2 separate regions of the Homo sapiens genome follow, and region 1 is linked to region 2. A link is a loop called in an ENCODE intact Hi-C map of the cell type or tissue named here. Cell type or tissue: thyroid gland. All regions are shown on one strand.

Evidence for each region. Hi-C counts contacts between places; a loop is a spot of excess contacts. Peaks named below come from ENCODE experiments on the same cell type or tissue, not always from the same donor. Only the 100,000 strongest peaks of a DNase experiment are listed, where the experiment ranks them.
Region 1: a loop joins it to region 2, with 4 times the contacts of the local background. A loop is called at or near these places in 45 of 110 quality-filtered maps.

The regions. Positions count from the first base shown.
Region 1 is chr6:85,918,171-85,926,170 of GRCh38, forward strand. The region is part of intron 4 of LOC101928842 (a long non-coding RNA gene); the gene reads left to right. Among named protein-coding and RNA genes, the nearest start is that of SNHG5, 240 kb to the left of the region's middle. In thyroid gland, a CTCF peak has its summit at 4,953 (motif pointing right); DNase peaks (open chromatin) are centred at 2,801 and 5,014; H3K27ac peaks cover 2,560 bases.
Region 2 is chr6:86,852,357-86,860,356 of GRCh38, forward strand. No RefSeq gene overlaps it. Among named protein-coding and RNA genes, the nearest start is that of HTR1E, 81 kb to the right of the region's middle. In thyroid gland, a CTCF peak has its summit at 4,806 (motif pointing left); a DNase peak (open chromatin) is centred at 4,775; H3K27ac peaks cover 1,272 bases.

The DNA.
Region 1 (8,000 bases), 930 kb before region 2:
TTTGCAAGGTAATAAGTTAGCATACTATAGTTTTATACATGCTGGCAGATGATATGAGACTCCTTCATCAGAGACTGTAGCCTTTGTATGATTCACATCACAGCAAACAGCATGAGTTTCATGTTTGCATTGGTTCTCCTTGCTTCAAAAGTCTCATAAAGCAATGTGGAGGACCCTGGGTGAAATCTGAACATTCAGTGGATTTATGTTAGAGCTGAGGATCCCTAAGCTTAGGGAACCTTGACCTTTTAAAAGTATTGCTGGTAAACCTGTCCAATGTTTTCTCTGGAAGAAGACATTTTCTTTACTATCTTATACAACAAACAAATCTGTGCTCTTTCTCAGAGGGAGACACTATTTCTATCTTCCAAGGTGTTTTGCTAAGCAAACTTTTTTTAAAAAATTTTTATTTATTTTATTTTAAGTTACAGGATACTTGTGCAGGACGTGCAGGTTTGTTACACAGATAAACATGTGCCATAGTGGTTTGCTGCACCTATCAACCCATCACCTAGGTATTAAGCCCAGCATGCATTAGCTATTTATTCTGATGCTCTCCCTCCCCCTACCCCACCCCCTGACAGGCCGTGGTTTGTGTCATTCCCCTCCCTGTATCCATGTGTTCTCATTGTTCAGCTCCCATTTATAAATGAGAACACGCAGTGTTTGGTTTTCTGTTCCTGAGTTAGTTTTCTGAGGATAATGGCTTCCAGCTCCATCCGTGTCTCTACAAAGGACATAATCTCATTTCTTTTTATGGCTGCATAGTATTCCATGGTGTATACGTGCCACATTTTCTTTATCCAGTCTATCATTGATGGGCATTTAGGTTGATTCCATGTCTTTGCTATTGTACATAGCAAATATGTGTGCATGTATCTTTATAATAGAATGATTTATATTCCTTTGCATATATACCCAGTAATGGGATTGCTGGGTCAAATGGTATTTCTGGTTCTAGATCCTAGAGGAATTGCCACACTGTCTTCAACAGTGGTTGAACTAACTTACACTCCCACTGACAGTGTAAAAGTGTTCCTGTTTCTCCACAGCCTCACCAGCATCTGTCGTTTCTTGACTTTTTAATCACTATTCTGACTGATGTTAAATGGTATCTCATTGTGGTTTTGATTTGCATTTCTCTAATGGTCAATGATGTTGAGCTTTTATTTGTGTGTTTGTTGGCCACATGTATGTCTTCTTTTGAGAAGTACCTGTCCATGTCCTTTGCCCACTTTTTGATGGGGTTGCTTGCTTTTTTCTTGCAAATTTGCTTAAGTTCCTTGTAGATTCTGGATATTAGACCTTTGTCAGATGGATAGATTGCAAAATTTTTCTCCCATTCCATAGGTTATCTGTTCACTCTGATATAGTTTCTTTAGCTGTGCAGAAGCTCTTTAGTTTATTCAGGTATCGTTTGCCAGTTTTTGCTTTTGTTGCAATTGCTTTTGATGTTTTTAAGCAAACATTCTTGAAAAGATAGTGCATAACAAAACGTAATACATAATGTGTAGAAATGTGAGCGATCCCTAGAGAATTGTCTCTCAACAGGAGCAAATCAACACATATCACCTGACACATGGCACATAGCAATTGAACTGATGGATGCCTTTTTCCCTATATTTGTTAGTAAAGACAATTAAGAGCAATTGCATTCAGATGGTGTGAAGGTAAATTTTATCTGTCATCTTGGCTAGGCTACTGCCCAGTTATTTTGTCAACCACTAGTAAAGATGTTGCTGTGAAGCTATTTTATAAACATGGCAAACATTTGCAATCAGTTGATTTCAAGTACAGAAGATTACCTTTCATGAAATGGGTGCATTCCATACAATCAGTTGAAGTCCTTAAGAACAAGAATTGAGGTTTCTTGGAAAATAAGGAATTCTGTCTCAATTCTGTAATGTAAAAACACTGCCAGTTTCCCACCTGCTGGTCTGCCCTGCAGATTTAAGATTCAAGACTGCAACGCCAACTCTTACCTAAATTTCCAACCTGTAATCTTGCCCTATAGATAGACTTTCCAGCTCCCAAAGTCTCATAATTTTAAATTATTGTATGATAGTTAGTATTATCTGTACTCTGGAAGTTATTTATGTATACTGTATCTGTATAATGGAACTACTACATATTGATGTGCAACCGCCTACCTCTTCTTAACTCTGTGTTCAGTGATATCACATTTGCTGGGATAAAACTGGCCATGGTGGGAGTATTAATACCATAGAAACTAGCAAAATCTATGTAAGGGCTTTTTCCCCTTTGGAGAACTGGTTGCTAAACATTTATCAGTGAACCACTTCTTATAGCTCAGTGTTTAAATTACAGAATATCAAAGGGAGAGTGTGACTCAGCTACGAGAAGAATAAATACTACCCCAAAATATACAAAGAAATTTTATAGACCCTTGAGAAGTTTAACATATTTTCAGTTTTACAAAGGATAGTTGCATTATATGAGGCAGAAGCATAATTTATTTTTATTTGGAAATTAGGTATGGTTAAAAGAAGTATGGTTGGGCCACATTGATAAGAGTGGTTAGTGGTGGCTTTATACTTTGTTAACCTAGCTAAGCTGGAACTACATTTACAAGAATTCCCTTTCCCATATAGTTCTGTTTAGGGTTGGTGACAAGAAAAATTTGCATGAGATTTGGGAGGCATAAGTAAAGCATCAGTTGCATTTGTGTTCAGATGTTTTGTGTTCAGTCAGGTTCTGCTGCAGTTCACACACATTGTCTCTGCTCCAGTTCACACACATTGTCTCTGCTCTGTTGGCTCACATTAGTGGCATGGGACGGCAGCCAAGCCTACAGCTACTTCAACTGCTGATGAAACACCTTATTTAGCTCCTCCTAATCCTATGCCAGGTATGTGGCCTAAATCTATGACAAAGAGTGTTAGCTTCCTCTGCAAGTCACCCACAATGTTGAAATTGAGGCCTGAATGTAGCAAAAGATAGATCCAAGTTTTAGTTCATATTCATGAGCTTCAGCTCATCCTTTCAGGTTTCAGTTCATTCTTGCTCTCCCCACTTCACATTTCCCATTCATCCTTCTTTCCAGTCCAGCATCAGATATAGAAGCAACATCCTTATATAGAATCGTTACTAGCTCTCACAATTGCTAGGGGCTCAATATCAAACCCTTATGATAAACTTTATTCTATATCACTTATAGTGGATCTCTTTTCTGATTGAATCCTGATACAGGGAGGCAATTAGGGTTTGAACTAATAGGCCATGATAAAGAGTGTGGATTTTATTCTTAATGCATTAAGAATCTTTTGGATAGTTTTTGGCAGCATGCAGTAATGTGAATGAATTGAGGACAGTCATAGGTATAAGCAAGTTGAGCAGTTCTATATCAATAGTCTAAATGAGAAATGGTAGTAAATTGGACTAGGAAGATGGTAGTGTAGCTAGAAAGAAATGGATATATTAATACATTATTTGAGGTAGGGATAGTATGACTAGCTGATGAATTGGATTTGGGTGATAAGGTAAAGAAAAGAATCAAGAATGACCTCTAGGTTTTCAGCTTGAGCAAGTAGGTGGATAATAATGCCATTCATTAGCTCTAAAAGACTGGAGGAAAACAGACAGAAAGTTCTGTTTTGGAATTGTTAAATCTGAGAAGCATATTTGAGATCTGTGTAGTCAATAAGATATAAGAAATCTGGATCATGAGAGAGTTCAGTGCTGAAAATACAAATCTGGAAATTTTCAGCATAGATATGTGAAGTCTAGAAATTGGATAAAGTCATTCAGGGAGAAAGTGAATAAATATTATGATTCAGTTATGGCATAATAATTGAGTAGAGAGCATTAGCTTATTTTTTTAACAGTTCGCCATGCACTCATAGGTCACTGGTGATTAAACAAGACAATTCCAAGTACCCTTCCACCCACATTATAATTCTTTGACTTTCAGAATAAATATTGAATGATATAAGGTGATGATAATGGTAACTCCAATATAAATAACCATTATTAATATTAATTAACTTTATAAGAGAAACAATCGTGATATAATTGATGTTATTCACTCTTCCTTGCCTTATTAGAAAGGTATGTGATACGGCTTACATAGATAGAAGTACATTAAGCATCAAATTATAACAGCCAGGGACTATTAGAGTTTCTGGTTTTTGTCCTGGGAATAAAGGCAATGTGTGTTTGTTTGAAAAGCTGTCCTAAAGTTGACTTAGAAAAAAATACCAGCTTACTCTTGTTTACTGTCTACAGAAGCAATTCACTTCATGCCAGTTGTTAGTCTTGGGTGAATGGGCAAGTTGCTCTTTCCATTTCTGCACTAAGATTATAAAAATGTAGCACCACTTGAAACCAGTCCTGTAGCTTCTTGTATTCAATGACAGACTTAGGGATAAGTATAAAAGCAATTACTGGGGGGACCAGAATCTTGACTTTCCGTTTTGGCATTGGAATGATTATATATCATCGAGGAGATGCAATGTAGTGAGGCTTTGGAGTCAGAGTTCTGGGTGAAAATTTTGGGTCTATTACCATTTGGTTGTGTGACCTTAGGGTAAGTTGTCCATCCCCTTTGAGTCCCAGTTTCTTCACCAAAATGAGAATAACAATAACTAACTTCTAGAAATATTTTACTAAACAAAATACTGTGCCTAGTACACTCTTTGCAAATACTCAAGGTTCACCAGCTATCATTTATTGTTCATGTTTAGCCAGTTATATCTATTCTGTTTAAGTCTCTGATCTTCCATCATACCTCAAATCCCACAGATGACCTTCTCTTCTTCCTCCTTCTCCTCTTCCTCCTCTTCTCCTCCCGCCCCCTTCTTCATCTCCTTGAGGCATGTGTTAGTTATCTATTTGTTGCCTCTCAGTTTTAGATCTATCCTTCATTGCCCTGCTTGTGATTCTGAAGCATGTTTTCATTATCAGCTGGCACAATGTTAAATTTTGTCACTAGAGGGCACTGGATGTATGCTGGAGGATGAAAGGGCTTTTCTTCTGGTTCCTAGTGTGCTCTGCGCGATTGCTATTGCAGTGCATGAGTCAGGAGCATATAGGACAATTGGCTGATACTTACTTCCCCATGGGCAGCATTCCCTAGCACCCCAGGGGATTGCTTCCTATTGGGCCACCCCTATGGGTAGTTTCTCAGTGAGCTCTGCAGCATGGCATCTTTCTGTGGGCAGCTTCACCTAGCAACCAAGGAAGTAGTTTCCCAGCTCACCATCTCTGTGGGAGGCTTTGCAGTGAGTTCTGAGGTACAACACCTTGTTGAGGGCTTCCTTCAGCATCCCAGAAGGCAGCTTCTCAGTAAGTTCTACCAGCATGGCATCTGCATGAACTTCCACACAGGTGGATGGTGTCCTTCCCAGTGAAAGTTTGGATTTCAGCTCTGGAGGCCTCTTCTGTATTTGATGCATGCCTAGGTGCTGTGCTTCAGTGCTAGAGGTATTGATTGCTATGTATGTTTTCTATGTATTTATCCTTTAAGCTTGTCTTTATCTATTAGTAGGTAATTCCCGTTTATAGTTAATAATTTTTTATATTAAACTTCCCCTGTTCAAATTACTGTGTGGTTCTGTCTCCTGATCGGAATCTGATAGATATAAGATACAACTTACATGCAATGAAATGCTCAGATCTTAAGTGAACTCTTCCCTTTCACTCAGTACAATGTTGAGATTCATCCCTGTTGCATGCATATCTATGTCTCTATTATCTATCTATCTAATTATCTATTTATAATCTATTTTTCCTTTATATTACCAACTAGTATTTCATTGTATAACTGTATCACATTTTGCTGATCCATTCACCTGTTGATGGACATCAGGGTTGTTTCTAGTTTTTGGCTATTATATGTAAAGTTGCCATGAAACTTCTTGTGGAATCTTTTTGCTGTCATAAGATTTCATTTCCCTTAAACAAATACCTAGGAGTAGAACTTCTGGGATGTGGGGGGTGATGTATGTTTCATTTTTTTACGGAACTTCCAGTTTTTCAAAGTGGTTGCATCGTTATATTCTCCTATCATGAATGTCTGAGATCCTGGTTGCTCTGTGTCCTCTTCAATATGTTGTGTTTTCACAGCTCTTCTTTGAGACAGCAAGGGCTGATAACCCAGATTAGATGAAAGCTGGTGTGCTGTCCTTGGCCTGCTTGCTCTCAGATTTGTTCTTTGTCTTTTCACATTCCTCATGACCGTTCTGCAGTCTATTCTTTGGGAATGATTACCTACTTACAACTCTACTATTTTATAACTTTACCATCCTCTATGCTCCAACCACTTTTCTTTTTTATTTTTCTATTATAACTTTTATTTTTTAATTTTTAATTTTAAATATTTTTTATTATTTTATTTCAATAGGTTTTTGGGGAACAGTTGGTGCTTCGTTACACGAATAAATTATTTGATGGTGATTCTGAGATTTCGGTGTACCCATTACCCAAGCAGTGTACACTGTAGCCAATGTGCAGTATTTTATCCCTCCTCCCTCCCACAACCCTTTCCCGCATAGTCCCCAAAGTCCATTGTATCATTCTTATGCCTTTGCATCCTCATAACTTAGCTCCCACTTATGAGTGAGATCATACAATGTTTGGTTTCCCATTCTTGAGTTACTTCACTTAGAATAATGGTCTCCAATTCCATCCAGGTCGCTGCAAATGCCATTATTTCATTCCTTTTTATGGCTGAGTAGTATTCCATGGTATACATACATGCCACATTTTCTTTATTCACTCGTTGATTGATGGGCATTTGGGCTGGTACCACATTTTTGCAATTGCAGATTTTGTGGCTATAAATATGCATATGCAAGTATCTTTTTCGTATAATGTCTTCTTTTCCTCTGGGGAGATACCTAGTAGTGAGATTGCTAGATCAAATGGTAGTTCTACTTTTAGTTCTTTAAGGAATCTCCACACTGTCTTCCATAGTGGTTGTACTAGTTTACATTCCCACCAACAGTGTAGAAGTGTTCCCTTTTCATCACATCCATGCCAACATCGATTATTTTTTGATTTTTTGATTATGGCCATTCTTGTAGGAGTAAGGTGGTAGTGCGTTGTGGTTTTGCATTTCCCTGATCATTAGTGATATTGAGCATTTTTTCATATGCTTGTTGGTCTTTCGTATATCTTTTGTTGAGAGTTGTCGATTCATGTATTTAGCCCACTTTTTGATGGGGTTGTTTACTTTTTTCTTGCTAATTGGTTTGAGTCCCTTGTAGATTCCGGATATTAGTCTTTTGACGGATGTATAGATTGTGAAGATTTTCTCTCATTCTGTGGGTTGTCTGTTTACTCTGCTGACCATTTCTTTTGCTGTGCAAACATTCTTTAGTTTAATTAAGTCCCACCTATTTAGCTTTGTTTTTTGTTGCATTTGCTTTTGGGTTCTTGGTCATGAAATTTTTGCCTAAGCCAATGTCTATAAGGGTTTTCCTGATGTTACATTCTTGAATTTTTATAGTTTCAGGTCTTAGATTTAAGTCCTTGATTTATCTTGAATTGATTTTTGTGTAAGATGGGAGATGAGGATCCAGTTACATTCTTCTACATGTGGCTTGCCAATTATCACAGCACCATTTGTCGAATAGGGTGCCTTTTTTCCACTTTATTTTTTTGTTTGCTTTGTCAAAGATCAGTTGGCTGTAAGTATGTGGGTTTATTTCTGGGTTCTCTATTCTCTTCCACTGGTCTGTGTGTCTATTTTTATACCAGTACCATGCTGTTTTGGTGACTATGGCCTTATTGTATAGTTTGAAGTCGGGCAATGTAATGCCTCCAGATTTGTTCTTTTTGCTTAGTCTTGCTTTGGCTATGCAGGCTCTTTTTTGGTTCCACATGAATTTTAGAATTGCTTTTTTCTAGTTCTGTGAAGAATGATAGTGGTATTTTGATGGGAATTGCATTGAATTTGTAGATTGCTTTTGGCAGTATGGTCATTTTCACAATACTGATTTGACTTATCCACAAGCATGGGATGTGTTTCCATTTGTTTG
Region 2 (8,000 bases):
ATTCAAAAGGAAAAGGAGAATGGTTAATGAAGAGCAATAAGTAGTCTCTGTCAGACAGGGATTTCAGAATCCTCGCCTACTGTTATTCCATTGTTCTGGTTCTTTGTGTAAGCAGGTCTCTTAAGAGTCTGAAAAGCAGGGCATACAATATGAAATAACAAATCCAAACCCTAAGACTCGCCTTTGATGAGTTTACATAGATCACGGCCCTTGCACATCTCCAATTTAGCTTCCTCACCATAACATTTCAAATCTAATAAGGAGGAGGAAAGAAGGAAGCCTGCTAGCATATAAATATATTGCCTCCATTTTAGAATGTTTGTACTTAAAGAGTTCCTGCATTATCTTTTCTTCATATTGAATTTCTTAGAATTCTGTGTCACTCAGCACCCATTAGCCACAGCACAGTTTCCAGATGGATCTAGGCCTTGCCAACCTTTTTAGCTCAGAATACTATCCTCCCCAAGTTCCACAAACACCAAAGCTGATGATTCACAGGAATGTGGCTTAATCATAATACAGCCACACAAATATGCTATACAGCATTCTACGTTAAAATGGAAGACAAGCCCCCCCACTGATTATAGTACACTGCCCATTAAGCCAGTACTGAGCCATTTAATCTTTTTGAAGGCTACTTCAACCCATTCTATTTCCAGAACCATAATCCACACTCATCTTCTCACCAGTAATAAACTCACTTCTCAAGTATCATGATACCAGGAAGTGTGTATCTTGCATAAGGGACTCATAAAAGGTCTATCACCCATTATTAATTAAGTATAATGCTATTATGCATCAGGCATATGTGAAATTAATAGCAGTGAGACTGTCATCAAGGGACAATAACCTCTGGTTCAACTAAGCAAATCTTGCTCCTAGACCTGCAACAGAATGGTGACTATTCTCTTGTAGGAAATGATGACTTAATCAAGATGTTCTCAAGACTCAATCTGAGTGGTTCTACCTACAACAGAATTGTCCCCCCAATGACAGCTTCATTGGCCTTCCCTCAAACTCTCATAAGTGCATTTCCAATTCTCCAGTAGGTCCCTTGTGAACTATAAATCTAGGGGAATAGCGAGGTGTTCTTGGCAGTTATTTTTAAAAATTCACAAACGGCAGCCACCCCAACACTAATTAAAGGAATATGATTTATCTTGACTTCTTATTTTCTTTAATTAACCCCTGTTTAGGAGGAGAAAACACACACACCCTGTGCACCAGAACACCGAATACTGTCAACAAAATTCTTTGTATCATATGGATGATACAAATAGTTATGGTATGATATCTATATCATATGGGTTGATAAATATATAACACTCTCCATCTACACCCACAAGAAATATTCTCAACCAGTCAGTAACCTTTCTCATGAATGCCAGAAGTAGCCCTAGAATCATTCTTTATGCAAAACTCCAGGCAATTGTCATCAATTAGAGCTGCTCCTCAGAACAAAACCTATCTAACACTCTTACAATTTAACACACACAAATACACACCCACTGTGGTCCAAGGTCACACAGCAAATAAGTGGTACATCTGAGACTAATGTCCAGGACTCTTATTTCCTGAGACTGACGCTTTCTTCCACAAGGTATCGTGATGGCTATTTAGTAAATTAACAATATTTGCAACAGCTTTGAAAGCCTTCATTTGCCAAAGAGAAAATTATTGAAAGAAAAAGGAAAATCAATTCGTAGCTCCCTGGATAACATTTTAGAAGATCTGTACTTCAAAAATAACTGCTAAAAACTCTTCTAAATGTTAAGAAGTTAAAAAAAATAGTTCCCTGAATAACCTTTTTAAAGATCTGTACTTCAAAAATAATTGCTAAAAACCCTTCTAAATGTTAAGAAGTTAAGAAAAATTGCTATTAATTAAATGTTCAATTAATGTTTATTATGAATATCGTATTGTAATTAGGCAAGTTTGTGACACAGTAGAGTGTATGCATGTGTGCTTCATACACGTTATAGTACATTCATGCTCCCTTATATAATCAAAGTTTGTGGAATTCAATGCCAATTTTATAGACCTTTTACAGTGGGCATAATGAGCAATAGTCTGATAAATCAGGAGAAATAGATGGAATCTACCCTTATCTTAGAGTATGGGCTAGTCAGTAACCTCTCTGCACCTCAGTTTTCTCATCGTTCAGTTGAAGGTATCTCTATGGTCCCTGTGGTATGGAAAAACTTTCCTCTAAACCATGTTTTTCCTCTATTCTCACACCACAACAATCAACACAGAAGACTTTTGTGACCAAATGTATGGGTGGTTTTCCCCATACACCAAACAGCAGATAGCAGCTGGGAGTCCTCCAATTCAGTTCAGACACTATCTACCTGGAGATAGTGTCAGATCCCCCAAGTTGAAGGCTCCATCTCCAAGACTGCCCCTCTCCACACACACACACTGGTCCCAAGTCCCGGCCTGTGGAACTCTGACCAACTAGCTTTAAGCTGGGATTACCATAACACCCTCTTCAGGCTTGATTAATTTGCGAAGCAGCTCACAGAACTCAGGGAAATACCTACATACATTTGTAGGTTTATTATAAAGAATATTGTAAAGGATACAGATGAAGAGACACATAGGACGAGGTATGGGGAAGGGGCACAGAGCATCCATGCCCTCCCTGGGTGCATCACCCTCCAGGAAGCTCCACGGGTTCCACTATCTGAAAGCTCAATGAAACCTGTCCTCTTGCATTTTTATGGAAGTCTCATGACATCGCCATTCCTTCTCCCAGGTTTAGTGTGGGACCCACTCCTGGGAGAGTCTTAAGACCCACAGTCAGAAAGAGGGGGGAACGTCAGAGTGGAAAGAAGGCAGAGGAAGTTCAGAGGCCTGCCCCTGAGGCCTGACATACCCAACATTATAACGCAAAAGACTGTAACAGGGATATGGGTGTTATGGGCCAGGAACTGGGGATGAAAATCAATGTATATCATAACACCGCAGTCCCCTAAAGTACTCAAGAGCTCTATCATTCAAAGCATAATTTTGTTGTTTTAAACATATTATGGAATATTAAACTTGCTTTATAATGTACATAAAATGTCAACTTATTTGACACCACAATTTAAAGAAATTATACACTTCCTTATGTTTTTAAGTTGACATCTAAATTTATCTCAAACCTAATAGTTACAAAAGATGCAATTTCTAGTATATTGCATATCAGGTATAAGATCTAAATATATTAATATACTTGAAGTTGCAGATTTAGCCCATTCAACTTATGAAACATGTCTGCTGTATGTTTATGAGACATATTTCTGAAACAATTTGTGAAACATCTGCTGTATAAAACCTCACTGGAAAAGCCAGTTCTCGTGGTCAAGCATATTAGTCAAATCAGATTTATTGCCATACAAAGCCAAACTTACATTTTTCAATTCAAAAAAAAGTCAGTATGTACTCCATAACACACATTCTACTTCTGAATTCTAATTCTAATTTACATAAACAGAGAAAAGGTTAGCTAGAGCCTTTCCATGATTTTGTTACCTAAATAAAATCAGGCATTTCTCATATACACATGTATCTTTTGTATATAATTTTATTATATATACACAATACATATAATTTCATTGCAATTGCTTATGTAAATATGTTTTTAACCAAAGGCTCTTATTCAGGAGCTTTACATATTCAAACACTCCTCTTTTTAGCCCCTAACTTTTTTATACCCTGGGAAATGCATCATAAGATTCAGGATGGATGAGAGGTGCACATTTTTTTTTTTTGTAAAGTAGGAGGTGACCATTGTGAAAAGAGTGGTAGGAATGGAGAAATACTGACTGCAGGAGTGGTTTTCAGATAGATCAGCTTAAGGAAGAGACACAATGGAAGCTGAGCATCTTCAGAATGATTTCCTTAAAGCTGTCCAAGCCATATACCCCTGGAAAGTCTTCAAATATCCTCAAGGGTATGCATACTCTGTTTAAAGATATCTGAACTGGGATTCCTTTATGACTGAAAAAAATGTACAGCAAATTCTTATGTCCCTTATTATTGGAAAAAAATGAGACAGAAAATTCAAGAAAGCATTTACTTCTCCAGGCTCTTTTATCCTCAAGTCCTCAGGACAAAATTGCTTGCCATAACCACAAATAAAAACAGCAAAGAGGCTTCATAATAGAAGCCACTCCTACTGGCAGTGGCTTCCCAGTTTGCTTGTGATAAGGTTTATGAGGTTGAGTCTGTGCTTTTCATAAAAGAATGCCATGGCTAATTAGCAATATCTGGCAGGATGTGGAAATGACAGCCTAAGTGCTACATCAGTCCTCCCACCCTGTCAGCATAACCTAACAAAACAACTTTATTTGAATTTTATTCAGTTTCCTATTTAACCTTTGGTTCCTGCAATTCTGAGCATAGGTACATTCCAAAGAATACATGTTTTTAAAGTGGGTATGCACAGGTTTTTACTTTATCATATACATAATATACGTAATAGCATATGTAAATTTTCCCCAAATAAGAAGAAAATGCATTTATTAATCAATTGAGAAGACAATATTTATCCACTTATTTATTACTAGATAGTCTTGGAAGAGCATGAATATGCTTTATTCACTAATTAGAAACTGCTTTAGCTTTAGTATTCCTGGAAAATAAAGTGCAAGGGGATAATCAATGAAGAGATGCCTGAACTGATTAACAGGGACTATGTCATGAAGGACCTTGTGAGCCACGGGACTGATTATTTAAGCAATAGATGTTATCAAAGAGTTTTAATCTGCTCACATCATCAGATTTATACTGTGGAAGGCTCCCTCTGGTGGCAGTGTAGGGAATGGATCAACTAAAGTAGGTAAGACAGTAAAAGCTTTGGAGAGACTTGAGGTATTCTAGATGAAAGATAATATTGAGGAAAAATAGTAGTAATTGTAGCAGGAATAACGAAAAGTGGAAAGACTTAAGACTGTAACAGCATCTCCTAGATTTGATAATCTGTTGGAGGTAGGCAGTAGAATGGATGGTGATGTCACTAACTTGGGGAATTAAAAATAGAACAGGCTTGGAATAAAAGATGACTTCAGATTTGGACATATGGAATTAGAAATACTTGTCTATAGCTGAGAGCAGAGGTCAAAGTCAGAACTAAAAACAGAGGATCTGTGGCATAGAGACGATAATTGAAGCTGTGGGAGTCAGTGTGGTGAAAGTGGGGCACATGTGTGGTGTGGGGTAAAAAGGAGGGCTAACTGAGGAACAACAACATCACAGGGATGTTCAGAAAGATGCCTTGCAAAGGAGACAGCGGGGTGACTAGAGAGTCAACAAAAAACTAGAGCAGGGTGGGTCACAAACAGCAAGGGAAGCAAAGTCTTCAAAAAGAGAGTAATCACAGTATAAAATGTTGACGACTGGAAAGTTAAAAAGGACAAGGATATGTGGACTGGAAGCATGCCCAGGTTCATGTTGTTGCAAATGGAAGAGTATGTGTTAGTGAGAGGTTTTTCCCTGACTTGGTAACTTAAGAGAGGGTGCAACGGGTTGAGAAGCAATGAGAGGTGAAAGAGGAAAAATTTGGGTATGAAGAGGCAAAGAGAACTGCATTAGTTAGGGAGGAATACAGGGCTCAAGGAGAGGTTTTTTATGTACATAATGAACTGATTAACAATACTACAGTCAAGCAAATTAACATATTCATCTCCTCCCATAGTTAACCATTTTTAGTGTGTGTGATAAGAACACCTAAAATCTACTCTGTTTGCAAATTTCTAGTATGCAATACGGTATTATTAACTATAGTCCTCATGCTGCCCATTTGATTTCTAGATTTCTTCATCCTACATTAATTACATCCTTGTGCCTTTTGACAAGTATCTCTCCATTTCCCCCACCTCCCCACCTTCAGTAATCACCATTCTACTTTCTGCTTCTATGGAGAGTAGAAGTGAGTTTTTTTAGACCCCACATATAAGTGAGATCATGTGGTATTTGTCTCCCTGTATCTGGCTTGTTTCACTTAGCATAATGTCTTCCAAGTTCATCTATGTTATTGTAAATGGCAGAATCAAGGAAGATTTGTTGTTGTTGTTGTTTTACATATGAAGAATTTGGAAGACTTTCTAAAGGTGGCAACAGCAAGATGGTAGAATAGGAAGTCTATGGCTCCACTTTCACTACCCAGCCAAGAGAAGGATCCACTAGCAACTATCCACAGGCCAGAACATCTTTTCAAAAATCCTACTACTTAGATAGAACTCACATAGTCCCCCAAACTGAATGAAAACCAAATTAAAACGATAAGAAGAACAGTCTCACTTTGACTGCACTGCTCCTCTCCCTCCCCCAAGTTGCCACAATGCCAGACGGAGAGGAACTCCTTGACCCAAAGTTTCTACTGGGGGAAAAAAGAACTGGAGACAGTTATCCAGCTTCCCTAACAATCTCATATAATTCCCAGGAAGGCTACTCCAGTCTCACTTCATGAGGAACACTGTGGGTAGGTAATAGCACAGCTAGACTGCCCAGGATCAGGTAAAAACAAAGGAAGGAAGCAGAGGTCACAATGACCAGCATACAGATCTTGGTGGTACCTCTGCATTTCTGCCAGCCATGGAACCAGATGGAAGACACAAATCAACATGAAGCTGACCTCATGGTCTTCAGAAGCACAGTAGGAAGTTCAACCTAGCTTGATTCCCCAGAGGGTTAGTCTTCATGCCCAGTCTCAGAGCCCACCCCAGTGACCCCACTGAGGCAGGGAGACCCCCAACTCCACCCATTGCAGATAAGCACAGTGGCTAGGCCTGCATGACTGGAGAAGTCAAGCAGCAGTTCCACTCAGACCAAAAGCCCACTCAACCATCCTGCCAAGGCACGGAAACTCCTACCTCAGCACATTTTGGAGAAGCACAGGCGCCAGACCTACTTGATCCAGGAAGTCAAACAGCCACTCAACTCAGCCAAAAGCTTGTCACACAGCTCCACTGGGACAAGGAGGGAATCCTCAATCATGCATTTCAAAGAGCGTGGCCTCTGGTTCTGTCTATCCCAAGCAGTATCTACACCTAACCTCAGTGCCCAGCCTGGAGCCCTGCCCAACTGCAGATCCCAAATAGCAGAATTATCCAGCCAGGGAATACATCTTATTATCAGCCTGACCAGAAGCTTTGCAGTCCCTAGCCAGCAGCTCCCCCTTATACCAGTGCCCAACCAGTGATATTGCTGGGCAGTGGAACCTAGCCAGGAGCCCCAGCTAAAAACAGAATTAAGGCAGCAGCCCAGCCAACTAGAGAGCCCACAAAAAGCTCTGCCTGCCTAGGGTCATTAGCAGCTGGCCCTTTCAGAATCACAGTTAGACTAAACAGTGAAGGTCTATCCCTGCCAAAGAACACCTGTAAAGGCCAGCAGAGGAGGCTGTCTCCTCAAATATACAGACAACAATGCAAGGACACAAAAATTACAAAGAATCAGGAAATCATAACACTCTCAAAATAAACTAATAAAGCTCCAATAATCAACCCTAAAGATATACAGATCTATCAAATGACTGAAAAGAATTCAGAATAATCATCTTAAAGATGTTCAGTAAACTAAAAGAATACACATTAAAAATTAAATAAAATTTGGAAAACAATACATGAACAAAGTGAGAAGTTTGATAAAGAAATAGACACAATTGCAAAAATAGAAATTCTAGAGATAAAGGTTACAGGCATGACTTAGAGATACTGTGGGTTCAGTTATAGACCACCACAATTTTATCATGAGGCACAGTAATCCAGTCACATCTTCAGGCTTTACTTACATTTCTGGTTCTCGCTATTTCTACCACATCGGCAATTGCTTCTTCCACTGAAGTCTTGGACCCCTCAAAGTCATCCATGAGGGTTGAAATAAACTTCTTTCAAACTTCTATTAATGTTGTTATTTGTAACTCCTCTCATGAAACACAAATATTCTTAATGGCATCTAGAATGGTGAATCCTTTCCAGAAGGTTTTTAATTTACTTTGCCCATATATCTCAGAG